2 separate regions of the Homo sapiens genome follow, and region 2 is linked to region 1. Evidence: chromatin contacts called from ENCODE Hi-C or POLR2A ChIA-PET data. All regions are on one chromosome and are shown on one strand. Each heading gives the region's core, a stretch centred on a gene start or an enhancer-like site at or near the end of the contact. The rest is flanking DNA. Distances are from core to core; before and after follow the strand shown. Region 1 holds the start of NPAS1 (neuronal PAS domain protein 1). Region 2 overlaps CCDC9 (coiled-coil domain containing 9).

The links. A loop is a pair of places that touch in the nucleus more often than their neighbours do. ChIA-PET counts read pairs that join two places held with the same protein, here RNA polymerase II (POLR2A). Pooled maps may share reads with other maps.
Region 2: POLR2A ChIA-PET joins it to region 1 with 11 read pairs in H1. The contact joins the enhancer-like site here to the promoter of NPAS1 in region 1. A Hi-C loop is called at or near these places in 2 of 50 pooled maps. POLR2A ChIA-PET finds 5 or more read pairs at or near these places in 2 of 52 experiments (A549 and H1).

The regions. Positions count from the first base shown.
Region 1 is chr19:47,015,503-47,022,599 of GRCh38, reverse strand. NPAS1 (neuronal PAS domain protein 1) reads right to left here and starts at 2,763. Exons shown (of 12, transcript NM_002517.4): 1 at 2,603-2,763; 2 at 1,431-1,594; 3 at 753-988. The coding sequence starts at 1,552. RefSeq lists a silencer at 2,767-2,826.
Region 2 is chr19:47,259,923-47,267,019 of GRCh38, reverse strand. CCDC9 (coiled-coil domain containing 9) reads right to left here. Exons shown (of 12, transcript NM_015603.3): 4 at 6,598-6,699; 5 at 6,181-6,432; 6 at 2,334-2,417; 7 at 2,074-2,247; 8 at 228-409. Among named protein-coding and RNA genes, the nearest start is that of CCDC9, 6.9 kb to the right of the region's middle. RefSeq lists an enhancer at 1-354. Within about 2 kb of position 4,484, at least 4 of the 41 ENCODE cell types and tissues checked have a DNase peak (open chromatin) inside an H3K27ac peak, as active enhancers do.

The sequences.
Region 1 (7,097 bases), core at 1,514-4,013:
CCCGAACCCCTCCAGCAGCCCTGCAAGGTTACTGCTGATAACAGCATTGGCCGCATAGCGGTGGCTTGCTCTGAGCTAGGCACTTCCAGGGACTTTGCAAATATGACCTGGTTGATTCTCTGCTCAGCCCCCTGGGGGAGGTTGGACCGTTTTTTCCCACTTCACATTAAGGCACAGAGAAGTGAGGCGACCTGCCCGGGGTTGCAAAGCTGGGAGGTGGCTGCGCGGCGACAGGAACCCTGGGGCATCTTCCTGAAGTTCCCCATCTCATCCGCCACATCATACTGTCTCCCTCTTGCTCCTCCAACTGGGGGCTCAGACTGTACAGTCCTTGCGTTCCCGCCGGGGCCCCTCAGGTCTGGATCCAGGGTATCTCGCCCATTAGCGAATGGGCGTCCCAAGCCAGGGTGAGTCCCCTCTGTCCCGCTCATGCAGCTGGGAGTTTCTTTGGTTGTAATAATGATTCCTCTCCTCTAATAAAAATATAGGAATAGCATTTACCAGTGACCACTAGAACTGCCAGGGCCTTGTTTAGGGCAGAATTCACGAAATCTTCCCAACCTCTTGCGCCCATTTGACAGTTTAATAAACTGAGGCTTGGAGAGCAGAAGCCACCTGATAGGGACACGCAAAGGTCCTGGCTGACTCCAGAGACAAGCATCTGGGCGAGGGCAGGCCCGCAGCCCGGATCTGGGCTGCAGTGACTCCGCCTGGAGGGCCCCGGGACCCTCGCCCCGCGCATGAGCACTCACCGAGGCCAGCTGGCGGCCCCGCGGCTCTCAGCCCCCAGGGCGGCGCCCCCAGCGCGGCGAACCGGCGCAGGCGGAGGTAGGTGACGCTGAGGCGCACGATGGAAGCCTTGTCCAGCTGGCTGGAGATGGCGCCGGGCAGCGGGAGAAGCTTGGCCAGCTCGAAGAACTCCAGGTTCTCCTTCCCGCGCCGCGAGCGCGCCGCGTTCCGGGACTTCTCCTTGCGCTGCGCCTGCAGGCTGGGCGGGCGGCGCGGAGGAGGTGTCGGCGGGGCCCCGGGGCTCAGGGGCTTGGGAACTGGGGGCGAGCCCCGCCTCCCGGGGCCTTGGGAACGGGACGGGACGTTGGGAGTGGATTCCACATCTCTGGAGGTGGGAGCAGACCGGAGTGTGGATTTTACACTCCGACCCAGGGACAGAACCTCGAGTGTCAATTCTGGTGGGAAGGAGGAGGAAGGGCGAGAGATTAAAGATGTTGGGCGTGAATTCTGAGGACCGGGACTAGAAGCAGAACGCAGGGGACCGGGCTCAGGACGGTAGTTAACTCAAGGTAAGACCTTCTAGCCCTAAGGGGCGGGTCAGGGAGCTGGGTGTGAACTGCCCCTTGGCACGGGGACAGAACATCGGGTGTGAATTGGACCCGGGGGGGGGCCCGCGGCCAGGGGGGCGGGGCTTTGCTCACCACGGTCCGGACGGCGCCTTGACCATCAGCCCGGGTAGAAAGTCCCAGGGGACGCTGGCGCCGCGGCCTCCCACGCATTTGACCTCGCTTCCGCCGCCACTGCCGGGATAGGGGGCCGCCATCTCCGGGGGGCTCGCTCAGGCGGGCTCCGAGCCCCGAGTCTCCTGCAGCGGGAGGGGGCCAGGGGCAACGCTTAGTGCCCTCGGGAGACCTTCTAGGGAAACTGAGATCCGTGCAGGGCTCAGGGTCCCAGCAAGGAGCTGGGGGGGGGGGGGCCTGGATGATGCCTCAGTTTCCCCTACCTGGAGGCCTCAGCTCCCACCCTAGCCGGCCCGGGGCTGGCGCTCCGGGTGAGGACGTGCCCCGCCGCCGCCTCCCCCGCGCCGCCCGCCAGCGCGCCCGCCTCACGCCCGCGCCGGGCCGGCTCCCGCATACCAATGGGCGCACGCGGCGCGCATACGGATCGAACCGGCCCGCGCGCTGCGTGCCAAGCATGCCCAAGCCGGGCGGGGGGCGGGCGCCTCCCGGGCCAGGCACGCACGCCCCAGCCCCCGGAGCCCTCTGCCCCGAGGACCCGCCCCCCAAGCCCATCCCCGGTGTCTGACTCCCCGGATCTGCACCCTGTTTTCCCGGCTGGGCTAAGGAGGCAGGGGGCAGAGGGCAGGGACCCCCATCCTGTGTCCTGCCCAGGGATCCCCCCAGCCTCTCGGGATGGCGCCACGTGTTCGGACCGCCACATCCCCACGACCACAACTTCCTCCCTGAAGACCCCGGCGCGCGAGCCCCAGCCCCGGACGCAGCCGCCGCAGCCTCTGCCCCAGGACGCCCCCAGGATTGACCCGACACTCGGGGCCCAGGTGTCCTGGTCTCCTGATCCCCTAACGTTTTCAGTTAGGTCTTCATTCCTCCAGGACCAGGCGTTCAGAACACCCCCTAACCCCAGGAACCAGGCCGCCCCCAAACCTCCCAGCCAGGTGTCCAGATGCCCCAGACCCCCGTGTCCAGGTCTCCCAACCCCAGATTTCTCCAGGACTCAAACATCCGTGCGCCCCTTCCCCCAGGCTCGGGATACCCTCGTCCCACCCCCTATCCCCCAGGACACTGGAGTTCCAGCCCCCCATTCCTCTGGGACCCAGAAGTCCCCCTCCTGCCAGCCCGCAAGCTTCCCCTACCCGCAGGACCGCCAGTCCGATTACTTGGCCGCAGAGCAGGCTCCGGGCGCGGCGTGGGGCCGGCCGGGCGGCGCGGAGGGGCAGCTCCATAGACCCCGGGGCGCGCGGGGCGCAGCGGGACGCGCGGGCTGTGGCGCCCAGCTCTCGGCGCCCACCTCGGCCTCGCAGACTTGGAGACGCGCGACCAGCGCTGCGGGCGGGGGCGGGGTCTGCCGGAGCCCCGCCCGCCGCGTCTCCGCCCCCGGACCCGCCCTGCTCGCCTTTCCCTGGTAGGGGGCCAAGCTACCCTGGGGTCCGAGTTCCCTTGCCCCACGGTAACGTCGGGGGTCAGAATGTAGCACCTCGGATCGGAGCTACCCCACTCCAAAAGGGGAACAGCGGAGTCCGGGCACTGTCTACACCCCTTCAGGAGGCAGTTAGTGCCCCAGCAGCCCCTCGGGACAAGACAGGTACCCTGCAGCCGAGCCCCATGTACGAGTGAAGACTCACGTCAGTGCTTCCTCCAGGGACACAAATCCAGAATTCGAGACCCTCCCTTTCCGGGAGAGAACTCCTGAGTGTCAGCACACTCTCCCCCCACAGGGCTGGGACTTCGCATCCAAACCCAACCCGCCTTAAAAGGGGGACATACACCTCCCTCGTCAGGGACCAGGATCCAGCTCTCTAAGGAGCTCCAGAGACCAGGATCCTGGCGTCTTATCTCCATCCCCCGCCGCAGGGACGGGAACCCTTACATCCAAGCTCCCCATTAGATCATAAATGGGAACTCAGGGGTTGTAGTACCTCGCACAGAGGACGGGAACCCAGGCGTCCAAGCCAGGCCTTCCCCAGTCTGATAGGAGGTCCTACAGTTCCCCTAGCTCCTTCTCTCCATGCAGCCCCCACTTCCCGTTCTCAGGGTCCTCCCTGGCATGGGGGTCTCCAGGCACTTAAAAGCCTCTACATGACCTTAACATGGGGAAAGAAAATGGAGCTGGGGCCGGGCGCGGTGGCTTACACCTATAATCCCAGCACCTTGGGAGGCCAGGGCGGTTGGATCACCCGAGGTCAGGAGTTCAAGGCCAGCCTGGCCAACATAGTGAAACCCTGTCTCTACTAAAAATACAAAAATTAGCCGGGTGTGGTGGTGGGCGCCTGTAATCCCAGCTACTCGGGAGGCTGAGGCAGGAAAATCCCTTGAACCTGGGAGGCGGAGGTTGCAGTGAGCCGAGATCCCGCCACTGCGCTCCAGCCCGGGTCAGAGAAGGAGAGTCCATTTCGAAAGAAAAGAAAAGAAAAAGAAAATGGAGCAGGGAGTCTTAGAAGAGGCATACAGTCAGGGGCTTGCAGGGAGCACGCGCTGGCCTTTGGTTGGGCAGATGGGGAAACTGAGGCACACACAAACACCCGTGTGCATTTGCTCACAACACACAAACTCATTCATGATCCTCATAGTTAACACTTAAGGGAGTGCTTGTTTTTTGCTAATACTTTATTTTATAGCAAGATTCTGAGATGGGCTCTGTTACTAGATGCATTTTACAACTAGGGAAACCGAGACATGGGGAAGTGATATAGCCTGGTGATAGTGGCCTCTCAGACAACAGATCCTTATTTATCCCCAGAGAGACTTGCTAGAGTTTCAGGGCAAGGAATCAAGCTCAGATCATGGGCTCCTGTCTCCTGACAGCACTTCCTGGCTGTGCAGCCTGGGCAGGTGCTATGCCAGCCATGAGAGGTACACTTGTGCCATTAATTAATTAATTAATTATTTTTGAGACACAGTCTTCTCGCTCTGTCACCCAGGCTGCATGATCACTACTCACTGCAGCCTTGAACTCCCAGGCTCAAGAGATTCTCCCACCTAGCCTCCTAAGTGGCTGGGACTACAGGTATGCACCACCCCACCCAGCTATTTTTTAAAAATGTTTTGTTGGCCGGGCGCAGTGGCTCATGCCTGTAATCCCAGCACTTTGGGAGGCTGAGGCGGGTGGATCACCTGACGTCAGGAGTTCAAGACCAGCCTGGCCAACATGGTGAAACCCCATCTCTACTAAAAATACAAAAATTAGCTGGACACAGTGGCGTGCACCTGTAGTCCCAGCTACTCAGGAGGCTGAGGCTGGAGAATCGCTTGAACCTGGGAGGCGGAGGTTGCAGTGAGCTGAGATCACGCCACTATACTCCAGCCTGGCAGACAGAGCGAGACTCCGTCTCAAAAAAAAAAAAAAAGTTTTGTAGAGAGAGGGTCTTGCTATGTTGCCCAGGCTGGTCTTGAACTCCTGGCTTCAAGCAATCCTCCTGCCTCAGCCTCCCAATGTGCTGGGATTATGGCGTGAGCCAGGTCGCCCAGCCTGGCCTGTATTTATTTATGATTGCACATACACACGGATTTTTTTTTTTTTTTTGAGATGGAGTCTCGCTTTCTCACCCAGGCTGGAGTGCAGTGGCAGGATCTCGGCTCACTGCAACCTCCACTTCCCAGGTTCAAGCGATTCTCCTGCCTCAGTCTCCTGAGTAGGTGGGATTACAGGTGCGCACCACTACGCCTGGCTAATTTTTGTATTTTTAGTAGAGATGGGGTTTCACCATGTTGGTCAGGCTGGTCTCAAACTCCTGACCTCATTGTGACCTGCCCGCCTCAGCCTCCCAAAGTGCTGGGATTACAGGCGTGAGCCACCATGCCTGGCCTACACATGGATTTTGTGAGGTTAAGAGTAATTGGTGGTGTTGAAACCTCAGCTCTGCCATTTACTGCTGTATGACTCTGGGCAAGTAACTTCACCTCTCTGGGCCTTCGTTTTCTCCCTTGTAGAATGAGGATATTTTAATTCTAGTACCCACCTCATAGCATCATAGTGAAGATAAAATAAGTTTATTTTAGAAGGTCTCAATGTGACCTGAGAACTGGTCTCTTCGGTGTGCTGGGTCAAATTTTCATACCGAGACATTTTCTGCCTTTTTCACTTCATTCTGTTGTCTGGTGGAGATTTCCAGATGCTGTGTGATGTGTGATATCACAACAGACCAAATGCAGAAGCAGCCGTGAGGCCCAGCCATCTTCTTCTTACTGTTATTCCTTCCTTCCTTCCCTTCTTTCTTTCTTTCTTTTTCTTTCTCTTTCTTTCTTTCTTTCTTTCTTTCTTTCTTTCTTTCTTTCTTTCTTTCTTTCTTTCTCTCTCTCTTTCCTTTTCTTTTCTTTTCTTTCTTTCTTTTTCTTTCTTTTTTTTTTGAGGTCTTGCTATGTTGCCCAGGCTTGTCTTGAACTCTTGGCCTCAAGCAGTCTTCCCACCTCAGCCTCCCAAAGTGCTGGGATCACAGGCGTAAGCACAGTGCCCAGCCCAAGGTCCAGCCATCTTCTATAAAAGCTGGACGTTAAAGAGATTTGCAAAAATGTAAAAGAATGCCACTCCCTTCACTAACTTTTTTTTTAATTGGAAAATATATTTTTCATAAAATATTTATGTTGGCCTGTAATGGGCTTATAATTATTATTTTAATTTTAATTTAATTTAATTTAATTTAATTTTTCGAGACAGAGTCTTACTCTGTTGCCTAGGCTGGAGCGCAGTGGCACGATCTCGGCTCACTGCAACCTCTGCCTCCAGGGTTCAAGTGATTCTCCTGCCTCAGCCTCTCGAGCAGTTGAGATTACAGGCATGCACCACCATGCCCGGCTAATTTTTGTATTTTTAGTAGAGACGGGTTTTCACCATGTTAGTCAGGCTGGTCTCAAACTCCTGACCTCATGATCTGTCTGCCTCAGCCTCCCAAAGTGCTAGGATTACAGACTGACTGATTCTCTTTCACAGCCTCAGAAAGAGGCTGGGCACGGTGGCTCAAGCCTGTAATCCCAGCAGCTTGGGAGGCCAAGGTGGGCGGATCACTTGAGGTCAAGAATTCAAGACCAGCCTCGCCAATACTGGGAAACACTGTCTCTCCTAAAAATACAAAAATTAGCCAGGCGTGGTGGCTCACACCTGTAATCTCAGCTACTCAGGAGGCTGAGGCAGGAGAATTGCTTGAACCTGGGAGGTGGAGGTTGTAGTGAGCCGAGATTAAATCACTGCACTCCAGCCTGGGCAGCAGAGTGAGACTCCATCTCAAATTAAAAAAAAAAAAAAAAAAAAAAGCAACCAGCCCTGCCGACACCCTGATTGATCTCGGACTTCCAGCCTCTGGCAACTGCGAGAGAAGACACTTCTGTTGTTTCAAGCCGCCCAGTTTGCGGTCCTTGGTTTTGGCAGTCCCAGCAAACTAATACCGGGGAATGGAGAGTGACTGCTAATGGCTGCATGCTTGCTTTTTGGGTGATGAAAATGTTCTAAAATGGACTGTGGTGATGGTTGCGCGTCTGTGAATACACTAAAAAACCCCTAACTCTGCTAAACACAACTTTAAACGTGTAAAATGTATGGCGTGGGAACAATCTCAATAGAGTGCTTATTCACAGATAAATAATAGGAAAACAAGCCCCAAGGCATTCCTCGTGGAGTTGCTGTCAGCATTCAATGAA
Region 2 (7,097 bases), core at 3,235-5,734, 240 kb before region 1:
GCACTCCAGCCTGGGCGACAGAGCGAGACTCCGTCTCAAAAAAAAAAAAGAAAACCAGAAATGCTCTCACGTGCCGCTGAGCTCCAGCAGCTGGTCCATGGCATCTCAGGATACTTGGCAGTCACTCACTCATACACAGCAGGAAAAACCAGAGAGAGGCATAGGACTTAGAAGTCAGGGCCAAGGTCAACGTGCCACATGGGGAGAGGAGCGGGGAGGAGACTCACATCCCATCGGTCTTCTCGGCATCCCACTCGCGCCTCCACTGGCCAGTGGGCTTGCGGTGCCTCTGCAGCCGCTCCTGGTCGATCTTCTCCCTCTCCTGCTTCCAGCGCAGGTACTCCGACCGCTCCCGGCCCGTCATGGACAACGTCATGTCTCCAGCACTGCCCAGGCCAGCTCGGCGGCCCTGCCCCCCAGCCCACAGGGAGTCAGGGTGATGTCCCGCACCCTACCCCGCCCCTAAGCCCCGAGGCACATCCACTTGCTCAGGATCACACAGGGAAGCGATGACAAGGCAGAGATCACAATCAACTAGGCTCAGGTGGCACCTCCTCACAGAGGCCCTCTCAGATCTCCTAAGTAGCATCCCTCTGTCCCCTCAGCTGCTGGATTTTTCTCCACAACACTTGGTAGGACCTCACATCTCACTATATTTTCATTTACTCAGCTCCCACCAGAAGAAACCTCATCAAGGCAGGGGCTCTGCCTCCAAACTCTTCTCCCGCCGGGCGCGGTGGCTCACGCCTGTAATCCCAGCACTTTGGGAGGCCAAGGTAGGCGGATCATGAGGTCAGGAGATGGAGACCATCCTGGCTAATATGGTGAAACCCTGTCTCTACTAAAAATACAAAAAATTAGCTGGGCGTGGTAGCGGGTGCCTGTAGTCCCAGCTTTTCGGGAGGCTGAGGCAGGAGACTGGCATGAACCCAGGAGGCAGAGCTTGCAGTGAGCCGAGATCGCGCCACTGCACTCCAGCCTAGGCAACAGGGCAAGACTCTGTCTCAAAAAAAAAAAAAAAAAAAAAAAAAAAAAGCCAGGAGCGGTGGCTCACGCCTGTAATCTCAGCACTTTGGGAGGCTGAGGCGGGCAGATCACGAGGTCAGGAGATAGAGACCATCCTGGCTAACATGGTGAAACCCCATCTCTACTAAAAGTACAAAAAATTAGCTGGGCATGGTGGTGGGCACCTTAGTCCCAGCTACTGGGGAGGCTGAGGCAGGAGAATGGTGTGAACCCGGGAGTCGGAGCTTGCAGTGAGCCAAGATCACGCCACTGCACTCCAGCCTGGGCGATGGAGCAAGACTCCATCTCAAAAAAAAAAAAAAACCTCTTATCCTCAGCACCTAAAACAGTACCTGGCACATAGTAAGTGCCCAGTAAACAATACTGTTAGTAACAAGAAAACCCTCAAACATACCACAAAGCTGTAACAACTAGAGCCACGTGGTACTGACAGAAGAACCAACAGACGGACAATTTAGGGGTGGACCACCAAGTGCAAGGACACTGCCCCTGCCTCCTCTTCTAGGCCAGGTCCCCACCCCTCACACAGCACCTGCCATGTGGTAGGTGCCTCATAAATGCTGGTGTCATTAACAATGAGGGGAGATTTACCTTGGCAGGAAACAAAACATACCATAAATCCTTAATAATTAAAATCCTGGGCAAGCACAGTGGCTCACACCTATAATCCCAGCATTTTGGGAGGCCGAGGCAGGTGGATCACTTGAGGTCAGGAGTTCAAGACTAGCCTGGCCAACATGGTGAAACCCCGTCTCTACAAAATACGAAAAAATTAGCCAGGTGTGGTGGCACTTGCCTGTAATCCCAGCTACTCGGGAGGCTGAGGCAGAATTGCTTGAGCCCAGGAGGCAAAGGCTGCAGTGAGCCGAGATGGTGCCACTGCACTCCAGAATGGGTGACAGAGCGAGAATCCGTCTCAAAAAAAAAAAGTCCTGTGCTGTGGCACAAAAAAGGAGAGGCCCCATGGCCCTGATCTGTCTGGTTCCTGCTATGCAGTCCCCATCAAAGCCCTGAGAGCCCCGAGGTGTCCTCACTGCCAACACCCACCTGCCGCTCGTGCTCAAGGCCACAGCGCACCCGCTCGAAGTCGGGGCCCCCCCAGTTGCGGCCGTGCCGGCGGCTCTCCTCCCGGCGGTCCCGCTCAGACTCCTCCAGGGGCCCGCTGCGTCGCCGGGGGTCGTCCAGGAAGTTCCGCACTGGGTTGGGTTCAAGAACCCCTTCCTGCAGGCAGCAGAGCAGGGGGTTGGCGCGGGCTCCCCGCAGCCCAGGCAGCTCGGCCCTGCCTCGGGGACACCCGCACCACTGACCCGCTGGTTGCGCTCATACTCGGCGATCTTCTCCATCTCCTCATTCATCTTCTCAATGTTCTGCCTGCGCCGCTCCTCCCACTCCTGGGGGGATAAAGATAGGGACACCCAGCTTCAGGGAGAACTATTAAGCTGCCGGTGCAGGAGACGGGCTGCCCAGCAGGCCTGAGGCTCCTCTCCTCGGACTGGCCTGCTGGCATCTGACCATTTGCTCTCAGCGTGCTCCAGGTCAGCAGTGAACTGATGAGGCTGGCTGGCCAGGCTTGGACTATGCGAACAACACGCTGTACGCTGCATTCGCCTTCCTACTGGGGGGTCTGGAATTTCAGTACATACTAGACAGAAGGGGCCTGCGTTCAAAACTAGCCTCCAGGCTGACATGGTGGCTCACACCTCTAATCCAAGCACTTTGGGAGGCCAAGGCAGGAGGATTGCTTCAGCCCAGGAGTTCAAGGCCAGACTAGGCAACATAGCAAGACCCTGTCTCTACAAAAAATTTTAAAAGTGGCCGGGCGCGGTGGCTCACGCCTGTAATCCCAGCACTTTGGGAGGCCGAAGTGGGTGGATCACCTGAGGTCAGGAGTTTGAGACCAGGCTGGCTAACATGGGGAAACCCCATCTCACTAAAAATACGAAAAAAATTAGCCAAGCATGGTGGTGGGCGCCTGTAATCCCAGCTGCTCGGGAGGCTGAGGCAAGAGAATCACTTGAACCCAGGAGGTGGACGTTGCAGTGAGCCGAGATTGTGCCACTGCACTCCAGCCTGGGCAACAGAGTAGGACTCTGTCTCAAAAAATAAAATAAAATAAAAATAAAAATAACGGGTCGGGCACAGTGGCTCACGCCTGTATTCCCAGCACTTTGGAAGGCCGAGGCAGGTGGATCACGAGGTCAGGAGTTCGAGACCAGCCTGGCCAACATGGTGAAACCCCGTCTCTACTAAAAATACAAAAGTTAGCCGGGCATGGTGGTGGGCACCTGTAATCCCAGCTACTTGGGAGGCTGAGACAGGAGAATTGCTTGAAACCAAAAGGCGGAGGTTGCAGTGAGCCGAAATCATACCACTGCACTCCAGCCTGGGCAACAAGAGTGAAACTCCATCTCAAAAACAAAAAGAAATTTTAAAAACTAAATAAATACAATAAATAAAAATAAACCAGCCCCCAATTAAAAACCTGGAGTGCTGAATCTCTCGTGGGCATCCCTGGTAAGCCACATGTTGTCACAATTCAGTGCTGGAGGAATTCAGCGCATCCCCTGGGACTCCACAGGGAAAGGACTCTTGGAAGTTCATGCCGGGTTTCCTCCAGACCTCAGCCCAGGTACCCCGCCCCCTGCTGATTTTGCTTTGTGATCTCTTTCACTGTGATAAATCTAAGCCATGAGTCTTTCTAGCAAACCACTGAACCTGCGAGTTCAGTGTCAGGGTGCTGGGGGCCCTGGCACACCAAGGTTGCCGCAATCATAGTGGTGGTAATAACAGTAATTACTTGGCAGATGGTTAGGTGACCTACCCCCACCAACCACAATCCGTTCTCCCCTTCTTCCTTCCATGGTAGCAAAAATTTATTGATTTTTTTTTTTTTTGAGACAGGGTCTTACTCTGTTGCCCAGGCTGGAATGTAGTGGTGTGTGTTCACAGCTCACTGCATCCTTGACCTCCCAGGCTCAGCCTCCCAAGTGATCCTGCTGGCTCAGCCTCCCAAGTAAGTAGCTGGGACCACAGGGGCACACCACCACGTCCAGTTAATTTTTAAAATTTTTATAGAGATGGGGTCTCACTCTGTTGCCCAGCCTGGTCTCAAACTCCTGGGCTCAAGCGATCCTCCCACCTTAGCTTCCCAAGTAGCTAGGACCACAAGCCCATACCACAGCACCCAGCATTCCAAGTAGCTAGTAACTACTTGTTACTAGTAACCAAGCTAGTGACAAAATTTTAGATGGGCAAATAGCCAGCCAGCTGTAGACAACGTTTTCATTTCCCAGTCTCCTTTGAGGTTAGGTATGACCAGGTGTCTAAGTTCTCACCAACAGGACATGACCAAAAGTGATAAAGCAGACTTATCTTTCCCCTTCCTGTGAACTGAACCGCAACCATGTCGGCAACCCAGCTGTTACCACAGACAATGACCAGGACCTAGGGGCCACCAAGCAACAAAAACAGGAACCAGGCCGGGCGCAGCAGCTCACACATGTCATCGCAGCATTTTGGGAGGCCGAGGCGGTAGGATCACCTGAGGTCAGGAGTTCAAGGCCAGCCTGGCCAACATGGCGAAACCCCATCTCTACTGAAAACACAAAAACTAGCCGGGTGTGGTGGTGCACACCTGTAATCCCAGCTACTTGGGAGGCTGAAGCACAAGAATTGCTTGAACCCAGGAGGCGGAGGTTGCAGTGAGCCAAGATCATGCCACTGCACTCTAGCCTGGGCAACAAAGTGAGACTCTGTCTCAAGAAAAAAAAAAAAAAAAAAAAAGCAGGAACCTGGGTCCCTGAGTGACATCATGGAGCAGGGCCTCACCCCCTGGACCACCCACCTCCCTGCAGGGCTCAGCATACAAGGGAGAAATAAACTCCTACTCCACTTAGGTCATGAAATTTTTGGAGTCTTTGTGTGACAGCAGCTTGGCATGCCCAATTTAAGTCTAATTATTTTTTTTTTTTTGAGACGGAGTTTCACTCTTGTTGTCCAGGCTGGAGTACAATGGCGCAATCTCGGCTCACTGCAACCTCCACCTCCCAGGTTCAAGCAATTCTTCTGCCTCAGCCTCCCGAGTAGCTGGGATTACAGGCGTGTGCCACCACACCCGGCTAATTTTTGTACTTTTAGTAGAGATGGGGTTTCGCCATGTTGGCCAGGCTGGTCTCGAACTCCTGACTTCAGGTGATCCGCCCACCTCAGCCTCCCAAAGTGCTGGGATTACAGGCCTCGTGAGCCACCACGCCCAGCATTTTTTTTTTTTTTTTTTTTTTTTGATACAGAGTCTCATTCTGTCGCCCAGGCTGGAGTGCAGTGGCATGATCTCGGCTCACTGTGACCTCCACCTCCCAGGTTTAAGTGATCCTCCTGCCTCAGCCTCCCAAGTAGCTGGGATTACAGGTGCCCACCACCACGTCCAGCTAATTTTTGAATTTTCTTATTCCCGTGTAAGTGCTAGAACCAGAAGCTCACAGGGGAAGTGAGCTGCCCAAGGCCAGGTAGCTCACAGAACCAGATTCAACCCATGTCCACGGTGGGCTGTAAGCCACTCAGCTAGACAGACTCCCACCCTGCTGACCTGCACGTCAGGGGTGAGTGAGGTAGTTACAGTAAAATCACTGCTCCCCATAACCAAAGCCGGGGACCAAGAGAAACACACAGAAACAGAATGCCACACAGAGCCTGTGCTCACAAGCACACCAGATAGAGAGAGCCCACCAGACAGACACACAGTGCCAGAAAGGGAGGAGAGATGGGGACGGAGGATGAGTGGGCAAGCATGCACCAGAGAGCGAGAAAAAGGGAGACAGAGAGGGACAGGGAGGGACACGCAGCACTAAGCAGGAGAGGGGAGGGAAGGAAGGCGAGGAGGAACAAGAAGACGGGGAGCAGGAGTAGGAGAGAAAGAGACAAGGAAAAACACACGAGCTCTAGGCGTGAGAGGGAAGGAACAGGGGGAACTAGAAGAGGGGGAGCAGGAGGAGGAGAAGGAGGTGGAGGAAGAGAGAAACAGAGCCAGATGCAAAGGCTCAGAGAGAGATACTGAAAGATGGACACACAGGACAAATGTGCATCTGAGAGGAGGAAAAAACAGAAACAGACAACAGAGAACCTCAGCCAGGGCTCCAGGCGCTGCCTAGCTCCTACCTTGGATTTACGGTCAGAGATTGAGGTGTCTCCAGCTCCAGAGAGGTGAGGTGAACCTCGGCCCCGGCCCCTCCGGCCACGGCCCCCAGCTCCTCCTCCTCGAGGCTGCTCCCCGGGGCTGCCCTCCCAGCTGCGCGATGCTCGGCCCATGCCGGCCCGGCCTCCCTGCTGTGGAGGAGTCCGGCCCCCCTTGCTGGCCCCTGGGGGCCGAGGGGTCCCAGGAGACCTCCGGGAAGGACCCAGGTTCTTCTCCTGGAAGAGGGGAGATGGGGAAAATACAGTCACTGGGGCAGGGAGGCATGCGGCCAGGATGGAGGCCACCCACTGGTGCAGGACAGCTGGGGGCTCCTGGGTCCCAGGCCTCAACCCTCTGCCCCTCCCCATCCTCAGGGTCCCACACCCCAGTGACGAGCTCACCGACTCCACTGCCACGTTCTCCTTCTCCACTGAGCGGCCCTTTCGGGGAGCTGTGACTGCGACTCCCTCAAGTTCAGCTTTCTTACGGTCTTCCTCAATCTCCTAGGAGCAGACAGCCGGGGTAGGGAAGCATCAGGTGCCCTGTCTGCCAGACGGACTCCCAGACCCCTGAACTCCTCCTAAGTCTGGCCCCAGCCCAGGCCTCTCTCCTGGACTCTGAACAAGAAGGCCGCTCATATCCCTCAAACCTCAGCACGTTGCAGCCCCACTCAGAACGTTCCTGTGGTGCCCCTCTGAGTAACAGCCTTCCCCACAGCCTGTGGGACCCGTGGGGTCTGGCCTTGGTACCTCCCCGACCTCATCTCTCACCCTCTCCCCACGATCACTCCGGCTTCCTTGCTATTCCCACAACATACCAGGCTGAAACCTGCCTCAGGGGCTTTGCGCCAGCGGATCCCTCTGCCAGGAACACTTTTCCCAGAGACCCTCCAACCCCTCAC